6 separate regions of the Homo sapiens genome follow, and all the other regions are linked to region 1. A link is a loop called in an ENCODE intact Hi-C map of the cell type or tissue named here. Cell type or tissue: Caco-2. All regions are shown on one strand. Each heading gives the region's core, and the rest is flanking DNA. Links, peaks and the distances in the headings are about the cores only. Region 1 holds the start of MTMR2 (myotubularin related protein 2). Region 2 overlaps MAML2 (mastermind like transcriptional coactivator 2). Region 3 overlaps MAML2 (mastermind like transcriptional coactivator 2). Region 4 overlaps MAML2 (mastermind like transcriptional coactivator 2). Region 5 overlaps MTMR2 (myotubularin related protein 2). Region 6 overlaps MAML2 (mastermind like transcriptional coactivator 2).

What was found. Hi-C counts contacts between places; a loop is a spot of excess contacts. Peaks named below come from ENCODE experiments on the same cell type or tissue, not always from the same donor. Only the 100,000 strongest peaks of a DNase experiment are listed, where the experiment ranks them.
Region 2: a loop joins it to region 1, with 2.7 times the contacts of the local background. A loop is called at or near these places in 8 of 110 quality-filtered maps.
Region 3: it touches region 1 in a loop (6-fold over the local background); 4 of 110 quality-filtered maps call a loop at or near these places.
Region 4: it touches region 1 in a loop (3.0-fold over the local background); 5 of 110 quality-filtered maps call a loop at or near these places.
Region 5: it touches region 1 in a loop (4-fold over the local background); 16 of 110 quality-filtered maps call a loop at or near these places.
Region 6: it touches region 1 in a loop (2.5-fold over the local background); 2 of 110 quality-filtered maps call a loop at or near these places.

The regions. Positions count from the first base shown.
Region 1 is chr11:95,921,351-95,926,611 of GRCh38, reverse strand. It overlaps MTMR2 (myotubularin related protein 2), which reads left to right and starts at 2,505. Exons shown (of 15, transcript NM_016156.6): 1 at 2,505-2,737. The coding sequence starts at 2,658. RefSeq lists enhancers at 2,288-2,417, 2,478-2,527. In Caco-2, for the core only: no CTCF peak of the experiment used is centred there; a DNase peak (open chromatin) is centred at 2,571; H3K4me3 peaks cover 3,118 bases.
Region 2 is chr11:95,983,005-95,988,265 of GRCh38, reverse strand. MAML2 (mastermind like transcriptional coactivator 2) reads left to right here. Exons shown (of 5, transcript NM_032427.4): 4 at 2,624-2,735. Among named protein-coding and RNA genes, the nearest start is that of MTMR2, 62 kb to the right of the region's middle. RefSeq lists an enhancer at 2,318-3,517. In Caco-2, for the core only: no CTCF peak of the experiment used is centred there; no DNase peak of the experiment used is centred there.
Region 3 is chr11:96,048,878-96,054,138 of GRCh38, reverse strand. All of the region lies in intron 2 of MAML2 (mastermind like transcriptional coactivator 2), which reads left to right. Among named protein-coding and RNA genes, the nearest start is that of MTMR2, 130 kb to the right of the region's middle. In Caco-2, for the core only: a CTCF peak has its summit at 3,126 (motif pointing right); DNase peaks (open chromatin) are centred at 3,129, 3,468 and 3,828.
Region 4 is chr11:96,142,986-96,148,246 of GRCh38, reverse strand. All of the region lies in intron 1 of MAML2 (mastermind like transcriptional coactivator 2), which reads left to right. Among named protein-coding and RNA genes, the nearest start is that of MIR1260B, 200 kb to the left of the region's middle. In Caco-2, for the core only: no CTCF peak of the experiment used is centred there; a DNase peak (open chromatin) is centred at 2,658.
Region 5 is chr11:95,846,365-95,851,625 of GRCh38, reverse strand. It overlaps MTMR2 (myotubularin related protein 2), which reads left to right. Exons shown (of 15, transcript NM_016156.6): 8 at 877-1,026; 9 at 1,764-1,952; 10 at 3,727-3,912. Among named protein-coding and RNA genes, the nearest start is that of CEP57, 58 kb to the right of the region's middle. In Caco-2, for the core only: a CTCF peak has its summit at 2,384 (motif pointing left); a DNase peak (open chromatin) is centred at 2,365.
Region 6 is chr11:96,095,899-96,101,159 of GRCh38, reverse strand. The region is part of intron 1 of MAML2 (mastermind like transcriptional coactivator 2); the gene reads left to right. Among named protein-coding and RNA genes, the nearest start is that of MTMR2, 170 kb to the right of the region's middle. RefSeq lists a silencer at 5,081-5,261. In Caco-2, for the core only: no CTCF peak of the experiment used is centred there; DNase peaks (open chromatin) are centred at 2,139 and 3,069.

The DNA.
Region 1 (5,261 bases), core at 388-4,387:
ATTTGCATCTTCTTCAATTTCCTTTATCAGAGTTTTATAGTTTTTCTTGTAGAGGTCTTTCATTTCCTTGGTTAAACTTATTCCTGGTTTTTGTTTGTTTGTTTTTGTTTTGCAGTTTTTGTAAATGGGATTGCCTTCTTGATTTCTTTTTTGGCCATTATAGATGCATAGAAATGCAAACTAATTTTGGATGTGGATTTTGTATTCTGCAACTTTATTAATTTATGAGATCTCAATGGTTTTTTGGTGTAGTACCCATACATGAACTGTTGTCAGTCTATGATGAGATCAACGCAATATTGAGAATAAGTGTTTAGGAACTTTCACGAAACTTTCAAGGAGTAATATCTGTTAAATCTAATAAACAATTTGGCCTTGTATTTTGCAAACCTTTTTCTTTAATTTTCCTAGTGCAGTTATCCCTTAGTATCTGCAGGTTATTGGTTTCAGGACCCCCAAGGATAGTAAAAGCTAAAGATGCTCAAGTCTCTTAAATAAAATGGCATTAGTGTCTACATATAACCTATGCATACCCTCCTGTATACTTTAAATCAACTCTAGATTACTTATAATATCTAATACAATGTAAATGTTATGTAAATAGTTGTTATACTGTATTGTCTTCTATTTGTATTATTTTGTTTTTTACAATTTTTACAAATTTTTCAATCTGTGGTTGGTTGAATCTGAGGATATGGAACCAACTGTGATTAATTTTTCTTATATTTTAAAAAAGTTTTGGTTGGTGATGGTTTGAAAATTAAAAACAAAACACTGTTCCTTCTTGCAGATAGTTTGAGAAAAAACAGCCCAGATTATAAATTGAAAAATTAATAACTTTTGGTGAGGTCCCAAGTTAACCATGTTTTTTCATTTTCTTAGAGTTCATTAATTAATTAGAGTTCACTAATTAATTTCCAGCTGATATTCTTTGCTTGTGTTTTCACTCTGAGAAGTTACCATTTTACCAGTCAGGTTAGAAGTCAAGCAGTAAGTTCAGTGGAAAAACAAGTAATAATAAATCTACTTAGTGAGACCGTACTGTGCAACCGACTCTGCACAGAGAAAAACAACCTATTACGTAGATATTTTTATTCCCATTTTATTCCCATTTTAGAGATGTGAAACAACTTAACCACAGCACAGAGCAAGTGTAGAGACAGAACCGGGATTCCGATGAAGATCTGTCTGGTTCCAAAGTCTCTACACTTTTACTACACTGTTCTTTATTAATCACTAGATAGAACCATACACATATTGTTACATCAGGCAGAAGGTTTCGAGGGTTCTATTAACAAAGTGCTACGAATGAACTGGGTGGAAGAAAGTACATAGGTCTCCCATTCAAGGGTTCATCAGCCTTCACTAAGGAAATTTAAGTCAAAGTAGCTGACAGTGAGTCAGCATTTTGGAAGGCAGGTAGAGATGGTGAAGAAATAAGGAAATTCTTCTATGAGTCATGATAGATATTTAAGCTTGTTAAAAAATGTTTTTGACTACCTACTCCCTTTGCCTACAGAGTCCAGTTAAGGTATCTTAAAAATTATGGAAATAAAAACAATCGGTCGCTGTCTGTCCTCGCCAAACTCAAAAAAGGCTAAGCCTTTTGTGCTTAAACACATACTCATCAGTAACTATTCTACCTTACACTGAACATAACTAAGCTAGGTTGTTCTTCTTGGGAATGTACTTGCAAGTTAATACTGCACTGCAACTATAAGGTTTTTTAAAAGACATCAGTTGTACATTATAAATTAAATCTAGTTTAAATCAATATAATTCAATTTATCCTAGCAAGGAAGTTTTTTAAGGATGGTCTGATTTTTTTTTTACAGGAATAATCTTTGCATAATTTTACACCCCATACATGAGATGATTAGGATTCAATCTCAATCAGAAAAATCCCTTTATGGTGTCCTTATGGCTTTCCTGTATCCTAACAGAAAAATCCTAGCAGAAGCATTTCCCCTTTACCCAGTTCCTGTTCTCTTATCACAGTTCTATTCCTCCACACTCCCTTCCTGCTAGGCACGGGAATTTGAAAGGGCAGGGAAAAATCGGTGAAAGTTTGTCTTCTACTTGGGTAATCCAACACCACCGCATCCAGTAGTATATAATTCTTTTTGCATGTATATCAGATCCTCCCCAATCCCTCTCCCATACCTCTTTCTCACTTTTCTCTCATTATCCGGTCCTCTTGTTTTCCTTGACCCCCACATTCCTGTCTAAATCATCCTCCTGGCCTCAGGTCCTTATCGCCTTCCTGAGACCCTCATGTTTAGTGTTCCCTCATTCCTCTTACACCTAGGATTTCTCCTCCTTCCATAAGGGTCTGGTCCTTCATCCCTCCCGCTTCACCAGACCCCCTCACCCTGGGAGCCGCCACCTCCCTTTCCCCAAGACCAGATGTCGCGCGGCCGGACACAGCCAGCACGGAGAGTCGATGCCGGCGTCTGAGCTGCGCAGTGGGGTCTTCCCGCTGCCCAGCAGCCTACAGGCGCGGTGCACTCTGGGGGAACATGGCCGCTTCCGGTCTCCCTCCCGGGCCGGCGCTGGCCTGACTGCGGCCCCGGTCCGTAGCACTCCGCCCTCCGCTTCTCCCGCCCTGTAGCCGCGAAGACTGCTTCAGCCTTTCCCTGTGCTGCCCCTGCCGCGCGATGGAGAAGAGCTCGAGCTGCGAGAGTCTTGGCTCCCAGCCGGCGGCGGCTCGGCCGCCCAGCGTGGACTCCTTGTCCAGGTAACCAGGACGCCCAGGGCCCCGCCCAGCGTCCGAAGGGGATGGAGAGGGGCCGGGGACCTGCTGGATTGTTGCCCCAATTCGCGGATTCTGGTTTCTGAAGGCTACGCCGGAATTCCTTCCCCGGGACTTGGGAACCACTTCTGCCTCCCTCCCTGGGGCGTGGAGGCTGAGGAAAAGGAGGTTAAAACTCGCTGCTTCTTTATCGATTCCTCTACCTTTCATATTCCGATCTCGTTTTCTCCCCGATGGAGGTGGTCCCAGTTAATTACTTTCTCCTGTCTTTCATTCCCTCTCAAACCTTTTTTAAGACAGTTCCCCCCGCCCCCATTCTTTTCCCCACATTTCCTGTCTTTCTCTGTCACTTTTTCCAAAACCATCCTAAAGTCAGTCTTTCCTCCTCCACCCCTTCTTATGTCTTTGGTTTTTGGGTTCTTGCCCAGCCCTTTTCTCTCTTTTCATGGCTTCACCTTCTTAATTTCTTTCATGCTTTTCTCTACACTCTGATTTTCTTCTCGCCTCCCTTTTTGCTTAAATATGTAAATAAAAATGTCTCCTGTGCTTCTCTTTTCTAAATCTTCCAGCTGAAAGTCAGTATCAAGGAATCTGAGTGGTTTTTATCCCCAGTGATAGGTTTAAGAAAACAAAATGAGTGGTAGTTTTCTTCCTTCTTGGGCTACTGGTTCTCCACGTTGTCATTTCTCTTGTAACAGATGGGAATTTTATCCTGGAATTTTGAGGAGGACTTTATGCAGCTTTGCAGAGAGCTTTTATGAATATTAACTAGACGCGTTTTGGATGCAGTCTTTTTCTTTGATTTTAAAATAATGATTTAAAAATTTTTTAAAAAATAATATAAGACCTGTATTTGCTTTTTATGCAGCCACGATGAAATCTGGTTCTTTTCCACTGAATAATAGTCTAATTGTTATTAGAGAGTGATTCGATAACTGCTGTGTGAAAACACACAATTTTCATTTTCTCCTTCAATCAGTTGAAGTGGCTCTATTATAATTCATTTTGGATTCTGCTAAATATGGGTAGTTATTGCCTTTTTTCCTGTTGATGTTCAGCACCTCACTGGGGAACCACTGTCTGATCCCGTCATTCTACATTGCCATATGCACTCATAGCTCCCTGCACAGTCGTTTTTCAGAGTCTTTAATAAGCACACTATAATTGTTGGCTTAAAGTGCCTTTTCTACCAGGTTATAAGCTATTATACTTGAGGGCAATCTTAATCATCTTCATATCTCCAGCACTTAACATAGTCTCAGCATGTGATAGGTGCTCACTAAATGGTTTTTTTTTTTTCGAATTTGTAGCCTGAATTATCCAGGAAAGGAGGATTTTTCTTTGCAGTTTGATTATATATATTGCACGTTTGAATCAAGTATTTTTTGAATTCTGTATTTATTGCTTTGAAATTTGGAAAGCTGAGGATTAACATGTTCAGTTGTGTAATTCATTCAGAAAACAGGTTGGAAAATTCGAATTTTATGGGAAAGTTACAAATGACAACTATGCCTCAGAATAGCATAAGAGGCAACCAGTACTCTCATCCAAGGCAGAGAAGTTAGAACCACATGAAGCAGCACAGTATGTTAGAAAGAAGGAAGTACTGGAAGTTAGGAAGCTCCCATGCTGAAGTCTCTGGCTGAGCTAGCTCTTTGGTCTTTTCATTTAGACTTTCTAGTCTACAGTTTTCTCATCTTTTAAAATAAGAAGCTTGATCTAGAAAATCTGTAAGGTCCCTTGGAACTCTAACATTGTCATTTTTAAAATTTTAATGACAATACTAAGATGAATGCATTGATATTAATTTTAAAGATAATTCCTTTGCAAATAACCTTTGTTTTGGATTTTTGCAATTACACGAAATAAGTGTCCTTTATTATTACAAACTAATATACCTAACGGTGCCACTTGAACATATTTATTTCCTAAAACAGAAAGCCCAGCAAGTATAAAGATTATATATGTATATGAACTTCTCTATAAAAAATTATGTTACTGACAAATTTGAGAAAATTAAGTACTCCTCGAGAGAATTGTGATATAGTAGATTAGCCTAATCCTCTCTGGACAAAAATATAAGTATGATTCCTATTTTCCATAAGAGAATGCCAGCTTTCATTACTCTCCTCTGGAAGGTAGAAAAGTAACATTTACTTAATGTCTACTGTATGGAAGTTTCCCTGCTAAATTCTATGTATCTTTTATTTCATTAATCATCATACCTGTTTGTGGCACTCTCCTTAATCAACAGTATGTAATAGATACATTATAGACACTAGTTAGAAAGCTTAATTTTAAACAATCTAGGCTAACACTTCATCGCAGGTGACTCTAATACATTGCCAGTGTGGCCTGCTTTGGTCTCATAGCTATGTTAAGTGTCTATCTAGATTGTTTAAGTTATTTCTTTTGTTTCATTAGCCTTTGACAAAGCAAAATTATTGCTGTTTGGCCTATATTATCTCAGTTTTTGCAGAAATGATTCCCTTAAATTGTAGTTTATTTT
Region 2 (5,261 bases), core at 851-4,850, 61 kb before region 1:
AAAAGTCAATAATTAGATTGAAGATATATAAAAATAAATCCAGGTTTACAATATAGTCTATGATGGGAAGTCAAGCACCTTCTTCTCTTTATCTCTCTCTTTCTCTCTCACTCTCACACATACACACACACACACACACACACACACACACATCCTGTCTTCAGTATAAACGGTAGAAACACCTAATTACATAAGAAAGAATGACAGATGCTTTTGGAAAAGAGTGGATTTCAGAAAGTCCATGCTGGCATAAAATCAAAACTGTCATCTCACACAACAGTTTACAGCAGAGCTGGTTGAACATCACCACATTTGGGTTCATGGAACATCTCAAGCTGTTTCTTAAACATTTAGGGTTTGGGCAAAACCAAAGAGCATTTCACCAACCACTTTTTCCCTTAATTTGTAAACCCATGTTTAAAAGAAATGTAATCCATATGTTTCTGATTCATTTACACTTAGCTCATCAAAATTGTGTTTTATATGAATTACTTATGTGCAAAAAACTGTGTCTTTCAAGCCTTTTTCTTAGCAACAAGAATTTAAATTTGGTTTGTTGTTGTTTTAAGGCTTTTTCCTCTCCTTTATAGTAGACTTATTCTACTAAGAAGGTTTGGAATGTGATGGGAAACTGAGAAACACATGGTTTAAGTCAGTTCTAAGTTAGGCAGTGCACATTTGTTTTCCAGCTAATTTACCCATGTATCTATTACAAAGTTTTCTTTTCTATTTGTTGACTTTTCTATAATTATAGTGTTCTCCGTCTACCTATGCTGATTATTTTTATTTTGAAAATTGAGATTGCTTTGGGATGCATACAAAATTGCAGTGAAGTCATTCTAAAAACTCCCTGATCCATACCAAACAAGATAAAAAGCAGCCCTTAATTCCCAAAGCTGATATGATACTCACAGCCAAGCTGTTTTGTTCTCTGTTGGGTATAAACAATCCTACAGAATGTCAACCTCAGACAGGGTTACTCTGAGACCATGATAAAATGAGACAAAATAACACTTCATAATTTTGTCTAAAAACAGACACAAACAAGGTCACTGTGCAACCTCCAAAACACCAAACACCCCCCTCTGTTGTTAAATGAGTGATAGCTACTTCTTTATTCAGTTAGAATTGACTTTACTTTGTGACAGCTTCCAATCTAGAACAAAGCCCCATTTCCTTAGACTCTTCCGAAATCACTCAAAGTCCAAATCTCAGGACAGATTCTTTCTAACATTCTCCTACTGAGACACCCTGTGACCCCTCATGATGTGTGTTCTCCCTTGCTGCAACAAGTAATAAAGCCAACAGCTGTGTTCCTAGTGGTCTTTGACTGAGGATATTGACATATTAAAAGAATGTCTCTTTTTTTTTCTCTTAGCTTCCAAAGTCACCTATTCTAAAGATCAAAAGGCTGATTCCAAAAGGAAGAAATGAAGGGAGGACAGCAAACCTGTGCTTTTAGAATGGGGAGCTGAGAAACAGAGTAGCAAGGGGCCTCGTATTGTGTGTCAGGAAAGAGCCTGAGTTTTGGACTCAGGATTTGGTCTCAGTTCTACCACTGTGTGACCTTGAGCAAGTTACTTAGCCTAACAAGGCTTTAATTTCCTTATTTTTTAGGTGGAAATAATCATACCTACCTTTAAGAATTGTTTATGCGAAGGTAAAAAAGAGATAAAATTCATATAGTGCCTATATCGGTACCTGTTGGTTATCTCCTGACATCTCCTCCTACCTAGGGTCATCAGATTTAACAAATAAGAATACAGAGCTGGGCGCGGTTGTTCATGCCTGTAATCCCAGCACTCTGGGAGGCTGAGCTGGGTGGATCATGAGGTCAGGAGTTCGAGACCAGCCTGGCCAATATGGTAAAAGCCCATCTCTATTAAAAAAAAATACAAAAATTTGCTGGGCGTGATGGCGGGCACCTGTAATCCCAGGGGCTCAGGAGGAGGAGAATCACTTGAACCAGGGAGGCAGAGGTTGCAGTAAGCCGAGATCACACCACTGCACTCCACTCTGGGTGACAGAGCAAGACTCCATCTCAAACAAACAAACAAACAAACAAAAACAAATAAGAATACAGAATACCTACATGTTCTGTATTTTATCTGAAAACCCTACCTCCTATGCTTTCCCCACTGTGTGGGACCAGAATTCTACGTAGGTACCTGCCAAAGCATATCAGATGTGCTATTCTCATTGAATAAAGAAGTAGCTATCACTCATTTAACAAGAGAGGGGGGTGTTTGGTGTTTTGGAGGTTGCACAGTGACCTTGTTTGTGTCTGTTTTTAGACAAAATTAGAAATTAGCATCTTGAAAAATCACAGAAATTTAGTTCTCATTGAAATTGAATTGCAAAATAAAGAAAATAGGAGTAGTTACTAGAACCAAAACACATGTTGACTGTTATGGAAAAGTAGAAATTATACTTCCATACAGGAAGTTTATTGAAATTGAAAAGATTTGTCTCTGAATTAAGACTACAAAATAAGGTCATGATTTGTAACCCATGATTGCAAAATTGTTCTTATATTTTCTGAAATTTTACAAAATTTTACATGTATTTTCACAAGTGAAAAGGGAATGATGCAACATAATATGCTTTCATATCATTTCTCAAGGAGAAAATTGCTCCACAAGATCAGATAAACCGACATTTGTCAAGGCCACCTCCAGATTATAAAGACCAAAGAAGAAATGTGGGCAATATGCAACCAACTGCTCAGTATTCTGGTAAGTGTTCTTAAAAATTAATAAAAATTATAGCTGTGAAAGGAAAAAAAAACTTCAATTTTCAATAATCCCTGTAACTCACATATGATTATAATATCTTTCTTAGAATTTCTAACTCCCATTTGACTTTCATGCCAAGACTACAGTTAAATATTTTTTAGTCCTTTCATCAGTTTTTGCTTAGTCATGCCCTGTACTCACATATTTCACCACTCTCTGGACTACCTCTGAGAATTCAAAAGAGCTAAATATTTTTCTGTTAGGTTCAATCATTCTCCTTCCAAAGATATACCTTAACCCAGGTAGTAGAAGGTAAGCAGACATTTCTCCCTCTTAGACAGGCACATGTGTAACTTTCACAAATCCTAGTCTTTTTGTATCCACCATTGAGCCCATCTCCAAGGTTTCCCCTTCAAAGACAAATGGTCCTGCCACCAAGGAATACTTGAAAAGCAGATTTAGTTTTCACGAAGTCTCTCAAAAACACCAAAGGTGAACTCCATTTAAATCACAAAGCAAATCTTCTTAATAGCTCTCTCAGTATAAAATAAATGGTAAGTACAAAAGTCCCCCAAATTCTCTCTCCTCCCGCTCATGAAACTCCAAAAGAACCTTTCCCAAACCCAGCCTATATTGCTCTGCCTTCTCCTATTCAGCAACTATTCAATACGCTTCTGCCCAAAACTGTCTAAAATGCTCTGCACTTTTTGATGTAAGTTAAGTTTACGCTCTTGGGTTTCCTAAGTTCTCTCTGCCTTACCTGTTACCTTCATCTGTCCAGGAAGCCATAAAGAAGATTCTCTAAAGAAAGAAAGGCTGTGAACACCCCTATTTTATAAATACTTCCTGGTACTGTTAAGTGTACTTTTAAATATGTTGTCCTGACTTATTTAAACCCCCTCAAATACAACAGGTTGCCTCTTTCAACTAAAATTGAGAATGGAGCTGGGCTCAGTCGCACGTGCCTGTAGTCCCAGCTATTCTGGAGGCAGAGGTGGGAGGATTGCTTGAGCCCAAAAGTTCGAGGCCAGCCTGGGCAACATATTGAGACACTGTCTCTAAAGACAACAAGTAACATTAGGAATGGGATGTATGTTTTCCACTCTCTAAGATTACTTCGCCTCAGAGCAAAAACAGGATTCTCTAGTTGATTGTCTCAAGGAGGCTGAAAGATAAGATGCAGTTTCCAGCCATGTGTTGGTTAATGTTGGGGGTATGTTCTGAGAATTGCGTTGTTAGGTAATTTCATTGTGCAAACATCATAAAGTGTACTTATACAAACCTAGATGATCTAGCCCACTACACACCTAGGCTATATGATATAGCTGATTGCTTCTAGGCTACAAACCTATACAGCATGTTAGTGTGATGACTACTGTAGGCAGTTATAACACAATGGTAAGTTTGTGTGTATCTAAACATAGAAAAGGTACAGTAAAATATAATTAAAAAGATACAAAATGGTACATTTGTATAGGGCCCTTACCGTGAATGGAGCTTGCAGGACTGGAAGTTGCACTGGGTGTCAGTGAGTGAGTGGCGTGTGAATGCAAAGGCCTAGGACATCACTGTACACTACTGTGGACCTTATAAACACTGTACACTTAGGCTGCACTAAACTTATTTTTAAAAATTTCTTTCTTTAATAATAAATTAACTTTTACATTAATTTTTTTGCTTTGCTTTACAACTTTTAAATTGTTTAAACTTTTGACTTTTGTGATAACACAGCTTAAAATACAATCACATTGTACAGCTGTACAAAAATATTTCTTCTCTATATCCTTATTCTAGAAGCTTTTTTTCTATTTTCTTACAATTTTTAAATTATTTTTAATTGACATATAATTGTTCATATATATGGGGTACAGTAGGATATTTTGATGTATGTAAACAGTGTGTAATGACCAGATCAGTGTTGTTAGCATAACCATCACATCAAACATTTATCATTTCTTTGTGTTGGGAACGTTCAAAATCCTCTTCTTGGTATTTGAAAACATAGTATAAATTATCCTTAACTATAGTCATCCTAGAGTGCTACAAAACACCAGGACTTATTCCTCCTATCTAGCTGTAATTTTGTATCCATTAACCATCTTCTGTCTAGCTTTTTCTCCCCACATCCTCCCCACCTCTAGAAACCGCAATTCTATTCTCTACTTCTATGAGAGCAACTTAGCTTACACATATGGATGAGAACGTATGGTTCTGTGCCTGGCTTATTTCACTTAAAATTTTTTAAAAATTTTTTGTTTTTATTTTTTAAACTAAGACACAAACACACACAAACACACATTAGCCTAGGCCTGCACAGGGTCAGGATCATCAATATCACTGTCATCCACCACATCTTGACCCACTGGAAGGTGTTCAGGAACAATAACACACATGGAGCTGTCACCTCCTATGATAACAATGCCTTCTTCTGGAATATCTCCTGAAAGACCTGCCTGAGGCTGTTTTACAGTTAACTTTTTGTATAAGTAGAAGGAGTACACTCCAAAATAATTATTGAAAGCATAG
Region 3 (5,261 bases), core at 659-4,658, 130 kb before region 1:
TAAAATTCCAATCTGCACCTGGCTAAGAACTCCTCTGGGGATTTTGCAGAGAGGAATGGGCAAGGGACCCATGCATAGTAATACATGTAAGTAAGATTGTTCATTTTTTTTTCTCCCAATGGAATATAAAACAGTAAAACAAACTCCATATATTTCTTACATGAAGAGCTCTCAAAATGGCGGCACCCAAGTTGTCAGCTCCATTTCCATTTCTGAGTCACAGATACACATATATGGCTGAAAGGAGGGAAGGAGCAGACAAAATACCAAACAGATGAAGAGAGAAAGGAAAGATGTTCCCAAACATGTTAACTGTTTGCCCACATGACTTATTGGTATGTTAATGTCTCACATCAGCCACCGCTAAGGAGAATGTCGCCCCTTCCTTCCCTCTTAGTTTATAAATGGAGTCACATTATGTAATCACCCTAATGAGGTAATAGAAACATAAGTACACAGGAAAATTTGATAGTGTTTTCTCCTAATTCATCCTCTGTTATGTTGGTCACCCCCCCATCCCATTAACCCTCCTTCTCTCTTCCAGACTGGCCCCCTCCAAATTGGCTGAGTTTCCCGTCCCAAAGGACATATTGTTGGCTATTGTTTATAATAAGTCTCTCCCCTCTTGGCAGGATAGAGAACAGCTGCTGGTCTATTCTCTGCCACAAAGACCAACTTCCTTCTTTTGCCCTGGATGATTGGAAGAAAGTCGGGGAGAAGAGCAATTTATAGTTGTGTTACAGTACCTCTATTTTCTTTTGTGTTTATTTATATTGCTTCCATTTCTGTCAGGGATTTCTGAGATAATCAAGATCATTCTGCTACAGAGTTTTCATTTGAGTAGGCTCTAGTGGCAGTTGGCATTTTTCTTCATTGAGTCAGACATTTTAGGACTCCAGGCTAGAGGAAGTAGTGAACATTTCTCTATGAGAGTTTGAGAATCAATATTCCTTTTTCTAAAAAAATGAACTCATGAATGTATTCTGTGTTACATGAACAATTAATGACTTTGAATTTCTCAAGGGAAGACACCTTGTCTTTGCCAACTTTCTGTTCCCCAAACTTAGTACAGTACCTGCTTCATAATGTTTGCCAGATGAAGTAAGTGGAGTGCTGAATGGAGTTCTGGTTTGTTCTGTGAAATGTAAGCTATGCTGACAGTCCAGCACTTAAGTCTCACCCTAGACTTCAGGCCAGGCAAGGCTCATCACCTGAGGTGGGACCTTCTTCTGAGATCTTTGCCTTAGATCGTTTCTGGCTCTAGGCTTCATTCTAGGCAAAGAAGCCAGGGAACTCAATGTTTCAGAATCTAACCCCCAGCAAAAGAAACCTAGACTAGGTACTGAATCTTCAGAGAGACTTGAGCAGCTCTGGAAGCAGAATGTGGAGAGCATTTCTCTGTTCTTTGTTAGGAGCAGAAGGAAACTCACAAAATGGAAAATTGGTCTAAGACTCTATACACAGGAAAGATCCAAATGGCATTGACACAGGGCATCAATGTGATATCAGACAAGACAGCTCTGGTGGATAAAAAGGAACCACAGCCTATCATTAAGGTTTCTCCTGAGAAGTGTTTGGAACTAAGGTTGGCTGATGGTGAAGGCCATGTTTACTAAAAACTGGGCAGAAGCAGAGTGGTGTCGTTAAGTCCAAGGAGTGTGACAAAGAGGAGAGTGGCTCCTGACTCTCTTACTTATTTCTGTATGAACTTAGCTTGATAAGCATTAATAATAGCAAATTTTCTCTGTAGTCAAAACAGTCCCCTTTCTGGGGAGTAAGAACTGGAGACCTGACAATTTCCATGTGGTAGATGCCTCATGGTAAGGGTTCTTAATGCATTTTCAAATTTCCTAGTATGTGTTCCTAAATGTATCATATGGATATTGATTAATATGGCTCCCTGTACTTTCTGTAGTCACTACCTTGGTTCACCCAACAAGCACTTAACAAATATGTTCCTGACAGACATGCAAAGAATGTATATGACTGAAAATAATACTAGGTGCTAAAGCCACTGAGAGGTCTGACTTTCTGATAGTTTGTAGCATTTTGCAAGCAATACAGGAAGAAAGAATAATAATAGCTATGACTTATAGAGTGTTTAAGACATGACAGGTACAGTTGTGGTCACTTTACATGCATTGTTTCATTTCATCTCATAGTCTAGTTTCTAAACGGAATCCTTGAAGACATACAATGCCACAATGCTCACTTCTGCCTAATTGTGAGCCAGGCCCTTCAGAACTGGACAAGGAAGCTGGTCAAGTTGGGTCAGAGAGTAGTTTAAGCCATCTCTGGAGACAGGGAGGCATAAAACTGATAGACAATTAAATCCAGGTAAAGTTTGCCCTTTTTCTGCTCTTTGCCTATCTCCCTGGTTCTCCTGATGCCTCCTGAATGGTTGCTTGTTAACGCAAATTAATTTTAACTGGTGGGCTTTCAGGCATTTGAGGAGATGGGAAAGTGGAGGCAGAAGACCCTGCATAGAAAACTGTTGAATGAAGTCCTTGATGTGAACCTCTATTTAGTTGCACATCACACTAAATAACACACTAGTTGAGGGCATGAGATCTAGAATCAGACTGCCTGAGCTCAGATGCCATGCTAGGGGTGTGACCTTGAGGCAGCTTCTGCATGCCTCAAATTTATTGTCTATAAAATGTGTAGAATAATACACATTAGTATTATTAGTAGGTAGAATAATACATACTTCACAGAATTCTTATTAAGGATTAAATGAAAGGGTCAAACTAAAGATTAAATGTAAAGGGTTTAACAAAGTATCTGGTATTTAATAAATATTGGATATTAGTATTACTGGTATTACTAATGATCAATATATACCTCTTTTCCTTCCATAGAATGTGAGGACTAATTGAGAGAAAGGACCTTGAATATATGTTTTATCTGCCACAATTCTTACCACATTGTAGATTCTAAATAAATATTGGACGGATGGATGGTTGGATAGATGGATGGATGAATTAATTTTAAGTTTCTATAGATAAAGGCACTACAGAAGACCTCCTTGTTTTCAGATCTCTTCCAGAAAGTCATGCCTCACAGATTATCCAAAGGAAATGACACTAAACCAACATGCAACAGCCAGCAGGGGGATTTCTTAGGCTCAGCTAGACATTTAGACTCCTAAGACTATCACACATCACATTTGACATCAGTCTGCCCAGAAGAATATAGGATCAGAACTATAGCTTGCCAGTAGGCCAGCATCAGGTATTCTTCTGCAATTAGAGCCATGGAAGCTCGGGTGCCAAATGATGAGATCCACACTGGGCAGGTGAAGGAATTGCCTTTACTTAAGAGCCTTATTTCCCATAGGAGTCAGTAACTCTTGTAACAACTCCATAGACATAGTTTGCAAGGTCCTCTCCAGAGACATGCTAGTTACAAGAACTGCTGCATTCAGGGAAGTCCAAAGCATAGCCAGCAGGTATTTGCAGTTCATTTATAGTTCCTCCCAGTCCAGATGCACTCTACCAATGAGGGGTCATTTTTACCATATGCAATGTTGCCTAGTAACATAGTTGACACATACCATCTTTATCTGTTTCCAGGGAAACCAAGTTAAGAAGTTAACCAAAGGTCAGATTCTCATGCAAAAAGGAAAAGAGTTTTTGTTAACTCTTTGCCTGCACCATCCAAATAGTTATTTACTACATAGCCTGAAAAACCCATCCAATGTCCCTGTGAAGGATTCATTCTTACATCTCATATATGCCACAAATATGTCCCAGAGTGGAATAATACAGGCATGGCCATATTTGCCAGTCGGTGTCCTCCCTTCAACAACCAAGAGTCAAGCCCAGTGATCTTTCACCCTATGCCTGCCCTTCACATCAGCCCCTACCGACAGTCCCATTCTTCAGAACTCAAGTGTAGTTGACTCTCTCACACATACACTCACTTGTATAAATACCCAGGGATGTCAGTTTCCTTAGATCTGTATGATCTTAATAGATTATTAAATAGGTCCAGGAGCCACACCGGTAAGGATCTTTTGAGTTTTACCCTTCCTTACTGGGTTGTTTTGAGGGTAAAATGGAATAAAATGAGATCAGAGAGGTAAAAAGTTGAAAGGACCATGGTAAAAATCTATGGTAGCTTTACTGTTCGGAAAGAACGTGAGTGAATTCCAACACGGTTGGATGGGGTTTGATCTACTTAAGTGAGTAGCTCAGAGAAGTCGTGACTTCCCTGATTTAAATTATTAATGATAATAAACATCTTTAAGTAATTAGGGAAATTTTTGACCAGTGAGAACCACTAAACTCCCAAGTCATTCCACATTAATGAGGTGTTAGAGATTTCAATTAGCACACACTTGAATTAGTAAAAGGATTAAGTACTCCATTTATTCTTCTGCCTGGATGATAATAGTAGTTTCTGTTTATTAAATTCTTACTGTATACCAGGGACTGTGCAAAATGCTTTACTTACAGCCTCTTGATTAGTCACCAAGTATTATTGGCCTTACTTCTTAGCAAAAACCAAAGCTCAGAGAGATTACAACACTTGCCCACGGTCGCTCAGCTATACATAGTGGAGCCAAGAGTTTAGTCAGGTTTAGTGTTAGTCCAAATCCTATGTCCTGTGTTCAGTGATATCTTCATGGAGATGCTTTATAAACTATGCATTATTTCTATTAAGCCAATCTATAAACACACTGGGAACAGATTCCATGTTTCCTTTAAAAATTACTTTTACCTTCTTTGTCAAAAAAAGAAAAGGGACTTTATTGAAATGGAAAGAAAGTTAAATTTGGATGAAAATATATGTGAGACAAAGGGAAATCTTCATTTTATGTAAATTTCTCTACTTTATATTATTACCTATTCTAAAATGGAGTTGATAATACAAATGATTTTAAAAGGACACAAAGTACAAAGAGGAGTAAAGAAAAATAGAGCATAGTATGCCAGTTCTGAAGTCACCACCCTGCAGCTCATCTTGTCCAAGTCCTTTTAAAGGAAATAGTAATTACAACTCATTATCTACCTTGAAGACCTGCTAAGTAACATGAGAACAGGTTCCAAATCAATAGAATTCTATTTGAGATATTAGAAGCATCACTGGTTCATTATAGTGGAAAGTTTAATAGCTCTTCCAAAAAATTTTCAGCTACATGTTTTGTCTGCTTATAATGTACTTGAACACATATTCCTGCCAAGAAGAAAAATTAAACTAAATTCTTCCACTATGGCTAGCACTTTTCTACTTTGTTCTGATTAATTCATAGATCT
Region 4 (5,261 bases), core at 623-4,622, 220 kb before region 1:
CCACGGGAGACAGGCAGACAAAACCCAATAAAAATGAAGAAAGAAAGAGACATGGCAATGATTTGTTTTTCATAATTACTTATTCAGAGTAGAAAGGAGCAGGGGAAGAGGGTTCCTTTTAACATGTCCCGACGTGACAGATGAGGTGTGCTCGTCGTGTATACGCAGGAGAGATGAATGCACCACAGTCTTGTTAAAGGAGATGCTTCTCATTGGACAGAGATATATTTCTATCTGGAATGCTGGAGATAAACACCCAGCATTTTACTCCTCATTTTCATTATGCCTAAAGCCCCTGACTGTTCTTTCAGAGTGGCAGGTGATGTGACTAGCATGCATCAGACCATTCTTTTCTATGTCCTGTGGCAAAAACAATCCCCCTTTTAAGACACAACACAGGGGTACCCCAAGTGCATACTTTGCTCCGAACAATACCCCTACAATGTGCATGTGATAGATTCGGAAATCATACTGGAGTGTAAAAAACTACATCATCTCTAAATTCATTTTCCTTTCCTTATAACCAGTTTACTTTGGTGCAAAATTTGCCCAAGAAGGGTTTTAGCCAGAAATCAATGGAGAGAAAGAAAAAAGGAAAGTTTTAGTTAAATTGTCTTTGTTTCTTCACCTACGTGGAAAAGGTAAAGAAACTTTTTCTACTTAAAGCACATAGCCTTTGCTCATGGAAGAGTCGAATCCAAAAGTTTCTGACTTGAACTATAAAAGCCATAAATCAGATCTACGATTTAAAAAAATATAAACTAACACTATAATTTTTCATGTATCTGATTAAGGGAGGGTTTAATGCATTCATGAATCATTTCCTAAGACTGTTATGAATTCAAGGATAAAGGATGAAAAAAATGATAAGTGCAGGAAGTATAAAAATAAGGGTTATGCTATAAACTTTTATGTATCCATATTACAGTCATGTAGGGACCTAGATTGTATCTAAAGCCATGTAAATATATAAGTTAAAACTTGGGGATTTGTGGGTAGCTGGGAGATTATAGTCCACATCACTCATCTTATAGAAAAGGAAGTATTGAGGAAAAAAGTTTAGCTGTATAGCATATATAGTATTATTTCTTCAGTCATGCATATAATTACTTATTACAAATTTTCTTGCACCTACAATGAGCCAGATACTAAGTACACTACAATGAGTTTGACACTAACTCATAAGTGGGTATTCTATAAATGGTTTCTTAATAAATGAAGGATAGAACATGATCTCACTCTGGGGTAGCTGAAAGGTTGAACTCAAGTCTCATGATCCCCAGGAGATCACATGGCCTTTCATTTTCAGCAAAGAGTGTGCCAAAACAGGTTGGTCTGGCACCATTTTTCTCAGAGCTTCTGCATTAAAAAAGGCTGTCAACTGCCTCTTTTCACTTTTAAAGAATCTCAACAAAAATAAGTAACCAACAGCATTTTCAACATCAAACTACTTCTCTCTTACAAACCCAAATGAACAACTGTCAATAGATGAGGAATCCTCAAGTTTGGATGACACAATCCTGCCTCACTGCTGTATTCAGAGTCCATGTTGTAGGATGAGGAGTGTAGAAAACCCTGATGCTGCCATTTACTGAGTACCTATCTCATGGCAAGTATTTGAGGTCCTTTACACAGAGATTTCATCTAATCCTCAAAGTAAACTATGATATGGTGTGATCAGCTCACACAGTTGAAGATGCTGAAGGTCAAAAATGTTAGACAACAGACTCATAACAGCTGGCAGGTGATATATCTTAGATTTGGACTCAGCCCTTTCTGACTCTGAGTCCCATGGTTTGTCCCCTGTCCTGCCTCCCCGATTCACTGCTAATAGCAATATTGTATACAATTCTTAAAAATCATTTCAACTATGAGCAAGTAGTGAGTACATATAGCCAGACTGGCCCTGAGCATGGTTTCTCATTTTCTCTTGTCAAAACCTACCAGATCTCATGGCCTGCTCAAGGATCCCAAGAGATGGAATTCCTTATAAGAAACCTATCTGGTTTCCTTCAAATAGTTAAGCTCCTGCTACCAATAATATTATAAAAATTATATCCTGAGGGTGCTCTTATGTAAGATACCATGCTACCACAATGATATGGATATATAAACCTTTTCCCTCACTTTGTGGTTATAGGAGTAGATTGAAAATCATCCATATTTTATGTGATCATACTGCATGTCACAATGTTTGTGTGTGGCACACACACGTGTAAGTATACAATTTTTTTTTTTGAGACGGAGTCTTGCTCTGTCACCCAGGCTGGAGTGAGGTGGCATGATCTTGGTTCACTGCAACCTCCGCCTCCCAGGTTCAAGCAATTCTCCTGCCTCAGCCTCCCTAGTAGCTGGGATTACAGGCACCCACCACCATGCCCGGCTAATTTTTTGTATTTTTAGTAGAGACGGGGTTTCGCCATGTTGGCCAGGCTGGTCTCGAACTCCTGACCTCAGGTGATCCGCCTGCCTTGGCCTCCCAAAGTACTGGGATTACAAGCATGAGCCACCACGCCCGAACAAGTATACAATTTTTAAAAGCCCTCACACATCATGATTTTATCAGGACAGTCCCTTTAATAACTTAGGAAACTGTTAGAGGATTTATTTTAACACAACAAGTAACAGGTTACACAGCTAATAAGTGAAAGAGACAGGACCAGAACCCACACGTCTTAACACCTAGACAAATATTTCTTCCACTGTGCCAGGCAGTTGAAAATTCCCAGCCTTATCATGTGCTCTTCATCTTTTCCCTAAAAATTCACAAGGCAGCATGATGTTATCTGACTTATCACTCACTGTAAATATTTTAGCATTTAAATGAGGAGGCAGAGTAAAGAGAAAAATGTTTCTGTAGAGATTTTTGCAGAGATAGAGAGTTCTTGGTCTCCATCCAAGGATCTTGAGCGTTTAATGAGACTACTGTCCACGAGTTGGTACAGGGTTTAGCAATATCATGGTAGCTATTTGGCGGCTCATGGTCTTCCTCAAGGTCTCCAAAGGGAAAACAGGAAGCAAGGCTTAGTTCTAACAGAAGCTGGACTCTGGTCTTAGCCCTAAATAAAGCATGCCACCTCTCTGAGCTTCAGTTTCACTATTTTTAAAATGAAGGTAATAATTCCTGTTTGCCCAACCCACAGACTTGTTTTTGAGAGTCCAGTGAGGTAATGCATGTGAAACTTCCTTGAAAACCATTAGTATTAAATGCCATACAAATGTAGGGATTATTATTAATATTATTAATGGATCACAAAGATTCCATAGCACTGAGAAAATGATGAAATGAAAATAATCCAATGCATTGGAAGTTGATCAGGGCAGCCTTCACTCCAAATTACCTTTGACTTGTCCCCTGTCACTCCCTAGAATCTAAAATGAGGAAAGTCATTTCTCTTCCACGGGATTTGTATAAGAGTGAAACAAAATGTCTGTGAAATACCTAGAGTAGTACTTGGTATATATCTGGCCTCTTTTCTAAAACTTCCCGAGATGAAACCCTATCTCTCATCAGATAGCCTGCCAGATGATCTAACACAGGATAGCAAGTATTCTTATTATTTGTTACTGTTTCTATTATTCTCAATTTAAACCACTTCCTATAATTTCACAGTAAAAACAGAGCCATTCATCAGATAATAAGCCCAGTGGTCTCTCTCTTCTAATCTTCTAAGGTCAGCTACATGGAGGGGAAGGGGGCAGGTAGCACAAATATCTGAGGAATTATATAGGGATTGAGGGCCCTAAATCCATGAAAAAGAGCTGATTAATTCCTCTACATATGGTTGAACAGAACCCACTTCTACCACTTACTCTATTCGTCCCAACCTGCCTCCCTCTTCTCCCCTCATTCTTGGCTTACTGGAAGATTTAACCATAGCTAAGCATGCTAGTCAGCAATGGATTATAGACACTGAGTTTCTTTCTCAATAAGCATTCTTAACTACATTATAAAAATTCTTCTCTAGATGTACGTATTTGTTTAAAGTCCTTTGAGACTCTAATTAATGTTACTCAGCATCTTCCCAGCAATGTGATCCCAGTTGCTAATTGTTTTACCTGGTTAGTAAAAGGTCTTATCAGTTAGGCTGCAGAATTGAGACGAGAACTCCCAGCTCTGAATAAAAAGCCCAAGCTCATTTCTTTATGTCATACTTCCAGCCATGAAATTATTAGACTCCTATAAACTCATCATTTCAATTGCTGTCCTGTTCCTTCATTCTCTACCAGACCTCCCAAGCAAGAACTCCAGGATGATACTTAGTGCAATTGTGCTAACATCTTCAAACACTGCAGTGAGGTGTTTGAAATAAAATGTGTAATTATGGTAGTGGAAAGCTACATCTGATTCCAAACAAACCTCACGTTCCCCCAGCTATAATTAGAGAGCAAGGTTCGCGGCACAGATTTTCCCATGAAATCCAGTTCAAGTAAGGCTTCTGTTCTTTCAGAGGGGCTCCTGGAGGTGGAGATTGTGATTAAATGGTTTGACATTGGTCCCCCTTCCACATTCTAAAGAGATTGTCTATTATCATTCTTGGAGTCTAAAAGCACAAAATATGTGCAAGGAATTAATGTTGTTTGGAGTTTTGGATAATAATCTTCCAATTTATTTGTCTCTGAACAGGGACAAATTAGAACAGGGAAGGAAAGTTACAGACACACACCCACAGAAACCCACGGACCAAAGTGTGCAGAAGTAAAAAACCGCCTCTTAAATGTCTCCAGAGAAATTTATGGAAATCGGAAATCCCTGCAGCTTCGGATAAAACTAGACATTGTTTTGAATAATCTCACAGGCCCCTGCAACTTAAAATCCATAATAATAGGAGCAAGAGCGACATGACCGAGGGCTCAAAGATTTTCCTGTTTCCTATTAATATTTGAGGACTGTCCATCTGAATCTTCTCAAAAGCATAGATTTCTTGACTGCCCTTGGAGGACTTTTGTAATTAGGCATATTTAAGCTGTACCATGTTATACTGCTACAGGAAGAATCCCATTTGTCAGCAGTTTTAAACTTTGCCAAATAAAGGCTTATTGGCAAACGGCAGTGAACACTCTGATAATGACCCAACTTTAGAAAACACACACCCTGCTGTGTTGTATTCAAGCCACAGTTCTGTTGAAATAAAAAAGAGAGACAATGCCTGCTTTCAGACACTAGAGATCCTTTGTATTCCAATAAAAGTCTAAATTAATGTTTTAAAAGGTTATTGCTATTTTTTCCCATTTAGCTGGCATCAGTTGTAAGTCTTATT
Region 5 (5,261 bases), core at 826-4,825, 75 kb after region 1:
CTTTGGGAGGCTGAGGCAGGCGGATCACCTGAGGTCAGGAGTTCGCAACCAGCCTGACCAACATGGTGAAACCTTGTCTCTACTAAAAATACAAAATTAGCCGGGCATGGTGGCGCATGCCTGTAATCCCAGCTACTTGGGAGGCTGAGGCAGGAGAATTGCTTGAACCCGGGAGGCAGAGGTTGCAGTAGCCAAGATCGCGCCATTGCACTCCAGCCTGGGCAACAAGAGCGAAACTCTGTCTCCAAAAAAATAAATAAATAAATAAAGAATAGGAACATTTGGCCAGGTGTGGTGGCTCATGCCTATAATCACAGCACTTTGGGAGGCCAAGGTAGGTGGTCAGGAGATTGAAACCATCCTGGCCAACCCCGTCTCTACTAAAAAATACAAAAATTAGCCCAGCATGGTGGCGTACGGCTGTAGTCCCAGCTACTCAGGAGGTTGAGGCAGGAGATTCACTTGAACCCAGGAGGCGGAGGTTGCAGTGCGCTGAGATCGCACCATTGCACTCCAGCCTGGGCGACAGAGTGAGACTCTGTCTCAAAAAAAAAAAAAAAAAAAAAAAAAGGAATATTTGAAGTCTTACTGTTTCCTTCCACCTCCTGAATATGCTTAGCACAGGTCCACACTGAATATTTAGTGAATTAATGTCTGTTATATTAACATCAAATTGGGTTCCACAAATGAATACGTATCCCTACATTAGAATATCTAATCCTGAAAGCCTGATACCACAGGCTGACAACAACTATCCCAACACTTTAGGAGATGGATAGTAGAGGTCAGAGAGATTGAACAGGATGGCTTCTGTCCTGGTGTCGTTTAATATTTTAGTTATATAGTAATTTGTCTTATGTTTCATTTCACATGTAGGGAATTCCAAATGAAAGCTGGAGAATAACAAAGATAAATGAACGATATGAACTTTGTGATACATACCCTGCCCTCCTGGTTGTGCCAGCAAATATTCCTGATGAAGAATTAAAGAGAGTGGCATCCTTCAGATCAAGAGGCCGTATCCCAGTAAGTAGGAAGTTTGGATGAGCCTTTGCAAGTGCTTTTTTACTCAACATAATGCTGAGATTAATGAGTAGGAGAATGGATTCAGGATATAAATAGCTACAGCAGCAGGTCTTTCATGGGGATATTGGAGATTGATTTATTTAGTAAAGTTAAAACTGGAAGAAAGACTTAAAGAGGCTTCCAGAGAGTGTGATATGGGTATTAGATAACTGCACAGAATTGCATGATTCTTCACTGAAAAAGTTTGCTGTGTGTATTAGTCACTATTTATTTATCTTATTGTATATTCTTTAGTCATGATGATAAATGTTCTTTTTTTTTTTTAAGTCCTAGAAAGAACACCTTACAGATTTATAACTGGATCTTAGAAAGATGAGCTTAAATAATTTTAGGTACAAAATTCATAGATTCTAAAGGCTTTTAGAACTGAGCAGTTTTACTAATATATTAAGTGGGGTTTACTTAGCCCTGTTTCACAGTATTTTTTTCAGGAGATAACATTTCCCAATAATCAAATACTTTCCTAAATCAGTATCTGACTAAAGAATTAGACCAAGTTTTCCACATCCCAGAATTGGCTTGAAGGAAAGGTGATGATTTTTCTTAGCAGCCTCAGATGTCCTTTCATGGCCAGGCTTTGGATCCAATTAGAAAGCAGAGCTTTACTGAGTACTGTTTTTGAGAATTATAAACAGAGAAGTATGTAAAAGGTGTGTTACCATTTTTTCCTCATTAAGGTTTTATCATGGATTCATCCTGAAAGTCAAGCCACAATCACTCGGTGTAGCCAGCCCATGGTTGGAGTGAGTGGAAAGCGAAGCAAAGAAGATGAAAAATACCTTCAAGCTATCATGGATTCCAATGCCCAGTCTCACAAAATCTTTATATTTGATGCCCGGCCAAGTGTTAATGCTGTTGCCAACAAGGTCAGATGGTCTCTTAGTAATTATAATTATGGTTTCATGAATCAGCTGAGTTTGGCAGGGCCACAGTGTAGTAAAAAGAGCTCAGGCTCTACAGTGGTAAACATATAGGTTCTTGTCTTGGCTCTTCAACTTGATGGTGTGATTTTGAGTTAGTTATTTAACCTCTTTAGACCTCAATTTGTTTATTGGTAAAAATGAGAATAATAATAGTTAACAGTGTTGTTTTGGGAGCAAAAATCATTTAATAAAAAATAATGCATAAACTTTTGCTTACTTACATAATAACTAGGTGTTCAGTTATTCTTAGCTTCCCACTTCTCCAAAGTTGACAACTAACTGAGCTTATGACTCACTGAAGTCCCTGTATAGTACTGCTCTAGGAATAGCGAACTAGTGTTCTCGGTGACTAGTGGTGCCCTCTTCTGACCGTCCTCCACCTGAACAAGTTATTCAGACTGAAGAATTGGCAGTTAGCTGTAGCTGATTGTTCCAGCAGAATAAATATTAGCATTGTGGAAATTGAAATTTTGGTTCAGTTGACCAAATCTATAGGAGGAGGGAAGGAGAGAGAAGACATAACTACAGCAGCAGGTACCATTACTGAAAAGCGCTCATCTTTTCAAGTGTACATTTCAGTGCTTTTAGTATATTCACAAAGTTGTACAACCATGCCACTACCTGAATCCAGGGCATTTTTATTCTATGTGTTTCGGTGACAGGTTCTGTATAGTTGTTACCACTGCTGTCTTTCTAGAATGTTGCAACAAATTTGAATTGAAAGTTCCTGTCTTATTCCCACTCTTCAGAAGTAATCTTTAACAGGTATCCCTTGAAATACTGTAAATTCTATAATTGTGCCAAACGATTTCCCAGACTCTCAGTGTCAGAAAGGAAGCTGAACTTCTGTTCTTTCAGTAGTTTGTTGCTGGTTATGAGTTGGTGGTTTTGTTGTTTCAAAGGTGTGGGTCATATAATCACTTAATTTTGTATAATTTACTGCTCCAGTATTTTCCTAATTTGTTTCTATTAGGGCTCTAAGAAGTATAATTTTACACGAGTTAGGTAGGAGATAGAATATTTTATTCATGAAATATAAAAAGATTAAGTCCAGAAAAATAAGGTTCTTCTTTCTAGCCATAGCTTATTTTGAACACCAAATATTTTCTCATTCTATTTTGTAGATGTAGATTTAAGTCTTTGAGAACATTGATGATGATAGCATTCTGTGCTTTTATCCTTGTTCTGTCTTTTTATTTAAAGAGAATTATGTGGTTAAAAAAGAAGCAGGTCATTTTGATTGCAAAGAGTTTATTTCTCAGATATGAAGATTAAAATGAGGTGAAGAGGCAGGGAGGTGAAGAAGCATAGGTGAACCAGACATGTGGTCTCAGCACATGAAACTTACAGTCTGGTAATTTCAGTATATATGAAAGGAAGTCATCTGTAAGAACTTATGTTTGGGTAGGACTTGGCGTATGGGCTGGGAAAATTTAGTGCTTTACAGTGTTTAAATACCTTCCTATGTGTTTCATATTTAATTTTAATAATGGCCATATGGGCAAGTCAGACTACGTATATATTCATTTTGTAAAGAAGAACACAAGAAAGCGAGTGGTTGTGCTAAATAAGTTGTCCTGAGCCATCCACATTTTCCTGTGGAGTTTTCCTTGTCTCCAGTAATATGTATCATCTTTTATGCTATTGGATATTTTATGTCACTTGTTTACAGATGTGCATTCATTTATGATTTTCCATGATGTGTGCTTTTTTCCAGGCAAAGGGTGGAGGTTATGAAAGTGAAGATGCCTATCAAAATGCTGAACTAGTTTTCCTGGATATCCACAATATTCATGTTATGAGAGAATCATTACGAAAACTTAAGGAGATTGTGTACCCCAACATTGAGGAAACCCACTGGTTGTCTAACTTGGAATCTACTCATTGGCTAGAACATATTAAGGTGGGTGTGTGTTACTATATCCCAAACAAAGACTCTCTCTACCCCTTTGTTTATATTAGCTTTTTACTTATAATTGCAATCAACATGAAGGTACCTTTCTAAACAATGAAAAATGGGTAAATGCTTTGATACTTGGAACTACTAGTGAATTTTAATGTTTGAATGAATTGGTTTTTTATATTGTGCATTTGGTTATGTTGTATTTCTTTTGTTCCCCCTCCCATCCTATCTGAATTCGAACCATCCTTCAGATTCCAGTTCATATTTCATTTCTTCCATAAGGTCTTCCCAGATTGCATCCTTTTCCATTTTCTCTGAACTCTTTACCCTGTCTTTCCATCTAATCAGGAACTAGCGTGTACTTTGTTTGCTTTTGTGTGTCAACCAACGTATATTGCTAATTTATGGAGACCAAGACTGGATAAATCCTACATATATTTTTTTGTCCTCTCAGGAGCTAGGGCAGCACTATCCGTGTGAATAGGTACCCAATAAATATTAGTTGATTTGTGAAGTTAAAACCATTCTGATCAGGGAAATGAGGTGGAGTGGTTGCATGAGCCACACTGAGTGCTAAGTCATTCGCAGAGCACATGTCAGTGCTAATTTACCTAACATGCTAATTTAATCTAGTTATATTTTCAGATATGGTCTGTCAGTAACATAACTCACCAAAATGTAGACTTATGTAACCACATATATAAATATTAAGAGGTAATGGGAAATGCAGTCTTTCACGTTAAGAAGGAGGATACTTCTGCTCACATTAAAATCTCTGAAGTTCAGACAGAATTGAAGAGAAAACCAAACTGAATAAGAATTTTAAATAGACCATTTTTACTATTGTTTCCCTTTGAGAAGCTTAGAAGCTTGAAAATCACAAAGTATAAACACTACTCAGAGAGCATGTTCATGTGGCCCATTCATTAAATTATGTGATGTGTAAATATACAGCCTTAGGCTTGATTTGGAACTAACATAAATCGCTGTGTTTGATTCTGAAAACTCCAGATATTTAATTTGCAGTTTCAACATGGTCTCTAAAAGGCTGGCTATAACAGAATCAAATTTCCCTAGAGTTATAAGACATATAGTTGGGCTAAACTACTTTATTCTCCCCCAATCCTTATCACACAAAGAAAGTTTATTTACTCAATCACTCTCTTCTGGTCTCTGCTCAAATATCACCTTTCTGAGAGAGACCTTTCCCAGCCTCTTTACAAAATAAGAGTTCTACCAGCATTCCCTATAACTTCTATGGAGCGTTTTCACTTATTGCCATCTGGTATACTGTATATTTCCTTGTTTATTTGTGACTGGTGGGCCTCACCCAAATAGAATGTAAACTT
Region 6 (5,261 bases), core at 544-4,543, 170 kb before region 1:
TACCTTCAGAAGGGCAGTATGTTGACTTCTTTTCTCTATATAGAACCTGAATTTGCATTGCTCCTGCTTCTATATAAAGCTTTATCTTGGGCTTCATAAAGAGTAGCTATTTTGGGCTAGACACAATGGCTCACAGCTGTAATCCCAGCACTTTGGGAGATCAAGGCAGGAGGACACCTTGAGTCCAGGAGTTCCAGACTACCCTGGGCAACATAGTGAGACTCCATCTCTACAAAAAAATTTAAAATCAGCCAAGTGTGTTGTCACTTTCCTGTAGTCCCAGCTACTCCAGTGGCTGAGGGGAAAGGATCACTTAAGCCTGGGAGGTTGAGGCTGCAGTGAGCCAAGATTGTGCCACTACACTCCAGCCTGGATGACAGAACCAGATCCTGTTTCAGAAAAAAAAAAAAAGAAAAAAAAAAAAGCTATTTTGACTAAACTAGTAACATTTCTCAGGGTCCAAACCTTATGGAACAAAGTTATGGAACAAATTTTCTAGAAAGATCTAATATGCCTCCTCTGACCCTTACACTAAAGACAACAACAAAAAGGCCAGGTGTGGTGGCTCACGCCTGTAATCCCAGCACTTTGGGAGGCCGATGCAGGCAGATCACTTGAGGTCGGGAGTTCAAGACCAGCCTGACCAACATGGTGAAACCCTGTCTCTACTAAAAATACAAAAATTAGCCAGATGTGGTGGTGCACACCTTTAATCCCAGCTACTCGGGAGGCTGAGGCAGGAGAATCACATGAACCTGGGAGGCGGAGGTTGCAGTGAGCCAAGATCGTGCCACTGCACTCCAGCCTGGGCGAGAGAGTGAGACTCCATCTCAAGAAAAAAAAAAAGAAAGAAAAACAACAACAACAATAACAACAAAAAACCCTAAAACATAAAACAACAAACAAACAAAAACACCTCACATGTTTTCTTGAAGGAGTGAAAGTACGAGTTACTGAAATTCATAAGGAAGCATGCCCTGGCTCCATGTCTGCTCCAGTGCTTTCACCCAGGAAGGGCATGGAGTCCAGATGGGGCTTCAACTTGCATCCCAGCTTTGCAGTCCCATCAGGAGGGGCAACAACACTTTGTGTCCATCACAAAGCTTCATACACCCCTTCACTTCTGGTTCACATGAGTGACAATACATTTTCTTCACAGTTCCGGTTCTCAGGGCTTCACATTCTCGTGACTTCAGAGTTTAAAGGAAAATAATCAATGGGCAAGTATGGTGGCTCATGCTTGTAATCTCTATAACCTTTGGGAGGCTGAAGCAGGAGGATTGCTAGAGCCCAGGAGTTCAAGACCAGCCTGGGCAACATGGCAGTACTGCATCTCTACTAAAAAATGTATAAAAATGTCTTTAAAAAAGTAAAAACAAAAGGTAAATAATCACTGAAGCAAAATTCTGGTGGAACCATTAATTTGCTTGTGAATTTGGTATGAAAATATTCCCCACAACCCACAACCTCCTTTTTAGCATTGTTTTACTGCTCCCACTCAATAGTTAGAAGGATCCCGTTTCCCAGGCACTGAGGTCAACGAATAATTATTAAAACACCTAGAATATGCCCAGCATTGTGGTAGGTACTGAAAGAAACTTGGAGAAGTATAAGGCAATGAATGCCCACCCTCAAAGAGCTTAAAATCTGGTTGGGCAAACCTAATTACTGTGTGGCCATAAAATAATATCTAGTAATACAAGGAAGCTCAGATCTTGGTAGGGCCAAATAAGAAGTGAAGATTCTTTCTGTGTTTAGTAAAAAGCCTGACAAACCTATTTTGTGCTAGGACTGGAAAGGCAGAAAGGAATTACTCTCACCTCCAAGTACTTGAGGAGCTAGAATTTACTATTCCTGGATCCTAAACATTTTTACTTCAAGAATCAAATCAAGAGTCATATATTAGCTTTCGGATTGGTCTCTTTCTAATGTTATCTATCCCCAGTCCTATCTCTAATCAGCCATGAGTAAAATAGCCCGAGGAAAGTTTGCAGATGATGGAACCAAGATATTCCCTTGAGTATGTAGGCAGTGGCAGATTTGGTTCTTGTGTTTATGCCTGGTTGAGAAAGACAGAAGTCTACCTGGGGTGAAAAAAAGTGACCTATGGACTGAATTGTTACCTTTGTGTGGCACATTCCCTGTTTCTAGGGCAGCACCGGAGACAAAGAATGCATTTATTTTGTGGAAAGGGATGGGGGCAGGGGAAGAAACAGAAACCAGAGGATTGTGCAATAATGGCATTTTCAAATCCCTCCAGAAAGTTTATGTTTCAAGTCTTTTGGAAAAGTGAAGCATAGCTACTTAAAAAGAAGCAGTTTACTGAGGACCCCAGCCCCAGTTCTGCTGTGCAGGATTTTCCTTGTTCCTAGGCGTTCTCATACCTTCAACCCCAGCTGTTGGGGCAGGCAGGCTACTGTGTCTGGAACCCTGCCCCGGACAGGCCTATGCCTTTCCCCAGCAGAGACCGCAGGCCTCAAATAGCATCTAGGTGTCCAAATGGAAGAATGAGAACAAGGACGGGAGTGAAAAGAAACAGTTTGCTGGATCTCAGCAAAAGAAAGTACAGTGATTTCTGTGTCATCTGCAAACCAGACTGGACTTCCCTTGTTGAAAATCATTCCCAAAACAAGCCCCTTCCTCGGATGGCCAGTGAAAGGGTGATATTAAATGCACAGTCTCATGAATTAAACGTAATTGTGGGGCACAGATTTATCATGCAAAATAAAAAATGCTTCTCACCCACCTAGGTAGTGGGAAAAGTGCAAAGATTGAGTGTAGTGCTGATTGGAAGCCTTTACATCCTGCTGCTGGCTTAATCATCTGCATATTTTCCCTCATGCCAGGGATGATTTGATAGGATATGGTTCAGAACTCTCTCTGGTGCTTAGTAAATCTTTTTGACTGACCGAATGACCTTTGTCTCTTTCCTCTCCTATATTGGAGCCTCAGGAGTGATGGCCTGAACTTTCACCATCAACCTCCCACCAGTGATGTCATCATTCTCTCCTTGCCATCCAACCCCCTGTGTCCCGAATGCCTTTACCTCTGCCCTGTGCTCACAAGGCATCTTCATTCTATTGGACTTTTGTCTTGGCTGTCTGGGCTATCTGTGTCCAGCACACTGTCAGCATTTGGCAAGGTAGAGGCCGAAAGGGAAGACAGCAGTATGGCTAGTGGTTCAGAATTAGGACTTTGGAACGAGACATGTCTGGGCTGGCATCCTGCCTCCATATCTTTACTGTGTAATCTTAATGTCAGGAACCTCAATTTTTTCACTTATGAAATGGGTATATAAGAGCACAAGCCTCAGAGAGCCATGAGATTAAACAAGGACTTACACCACAGAGTGCCTGCCTAGAATAAGCCTTCAGTATACAATAGTTAAGAGGTGAGAGGCTTTCATAGAACATAGGTACCCTTGCCTTTGAAGCCCCTTATTCCTTAAAAAATATTAAAAATTATATTTTATGACCGTGTTGGCAAAAAGATAAATTAATATATTTTGAAACAGTTCTTTAACCTAAAATCTTATTTTTTTCCTTCTGTTCTATAACTGTTGTGAGCCCTGGGCACTGTGTGTCCCATGCCTAATTGGTAGGTCAGCCCTTGGGTGAAAGATTTGTTTTGGAGATCCTTCCCTTTACCTTTCCAGTATCATTAACTGTTTTCTGGAAGATTCAGGCCCTGCAGCCCCTCAGGATATTACTACCCTAATACTTCTCCTTTCTCCCTTCTCTTTTCTTCCAGCCACCCAAAAGGTCCACAGTGTGGAGCTCCCAACTCCCATAGTCCTGCCCCCATCCTTCTCTATTTAAACCCTTGCCTTTATTCTCTACCATTCCCCTGGTTAGGTCTTGTTCCCTTAGAGCTTTATTCTTGTTCTGGTAAGTTGGCTTTGAATTTTCTCATAAGCTATTTGTCCTTGAGGTATTATTGACTGTTTTCCTCCTCTGTTGCTTCTGGAGTATTTGCATCTTGAGAGACTCTATACCATAATTCAAACCATGTATCTAATGAAAGAATTTTAGTCCAGCAAAGGAGATATTTCAAAGCAAAAAGTGATCCTTGAGAATCATTTAGATTGTATGGTGCTGGTGCCAGTAGCTTGGTGCCTACTGCATGTAGGCATTCACAGTGGGCCTCGGTGATATAACTAGATTAAAAACTTCTAGAAGGCAGGGCACAGCCTATCCCCAAAATTCTCTTGGTAAAGTATCATGCCCAGTGAAGTTTTGATGGGTGTCTTTTATCCTAATGGAATCACACATGACTTCTTCTGTCCCCCATCTTAAGGAATCCCTCCAGCTGTGCTTGGTGGTGACCTTACACCACCACACATAGTGCCTGGAACACAAACTTCCCTCCTTTAGTGCTTGTTATTTTCTGGCTTTGGGCAGGATAATGATCTCAGAGATAATCCCATTTATAAAGGAGAAGAAAACTGTGGCCCAGAAAAGTTGAGTATTTTCCCTAAAGTAACAAAACAAATTAATGGAAGAATCGGGACGAGATCCCTGGCTTCCTGAAGACACAGGTGTAGGTACCATTTACCTCTGTCAGGGCCTAGGGTGTCACTTACTACAGAGCACAGGCTGTGCAGTGGGAATGTGTGGTTTGATTCCTGACTTCATTGCTTACTCTGTCTGTCCTTTGAAAAGATACTCAACCTCTAAACCTGTTTTCTCATCTGCAAAAGCGGGGAGGGGAAGAAATAATATCAACTTTATATAGAGTTGTGAAGATTCTGAGAGTTGTGAGAGTTAAATAAGATTATCCACATAAAGTGCTTAGTACGATGTCTCACATGCAGACCTTCAATAAATGACTCATTATTATACAATTATCACTAATTCTATTACTGTCTCTACACTCCTCATAGCCTAAAGAAAGTGTGAGTGCTGTTTCCCAGAGCGCATACTGCACTGCCCAGGGAGTGGCCAGAGCAGTGAGAGAATCTGGCTGAACAGGTTTTTTCAAAGCAGTGGAAAATAAATCAAAGGTGATAACCCAAATTCGGAAAAAGAATGTACTCCTTTGTTTGTTCTTTCCTAGTTGTGAAAGAACCTTCAAAATGCAATTTATGCTGAAATAAATCAGAAGCAACATGGCTGACTCTCTCTGGTCTGTGTTCTTCCTGACCCCATGAGGATAGACAGTGGTAACTCTGAGTTTCTGCTGGATGTGGTGATAGCTGACCATGTTCTGTGATGATGTCTACACCAGTGAGTGGACAAGATTAGGAGTCAGCAAATCATGCA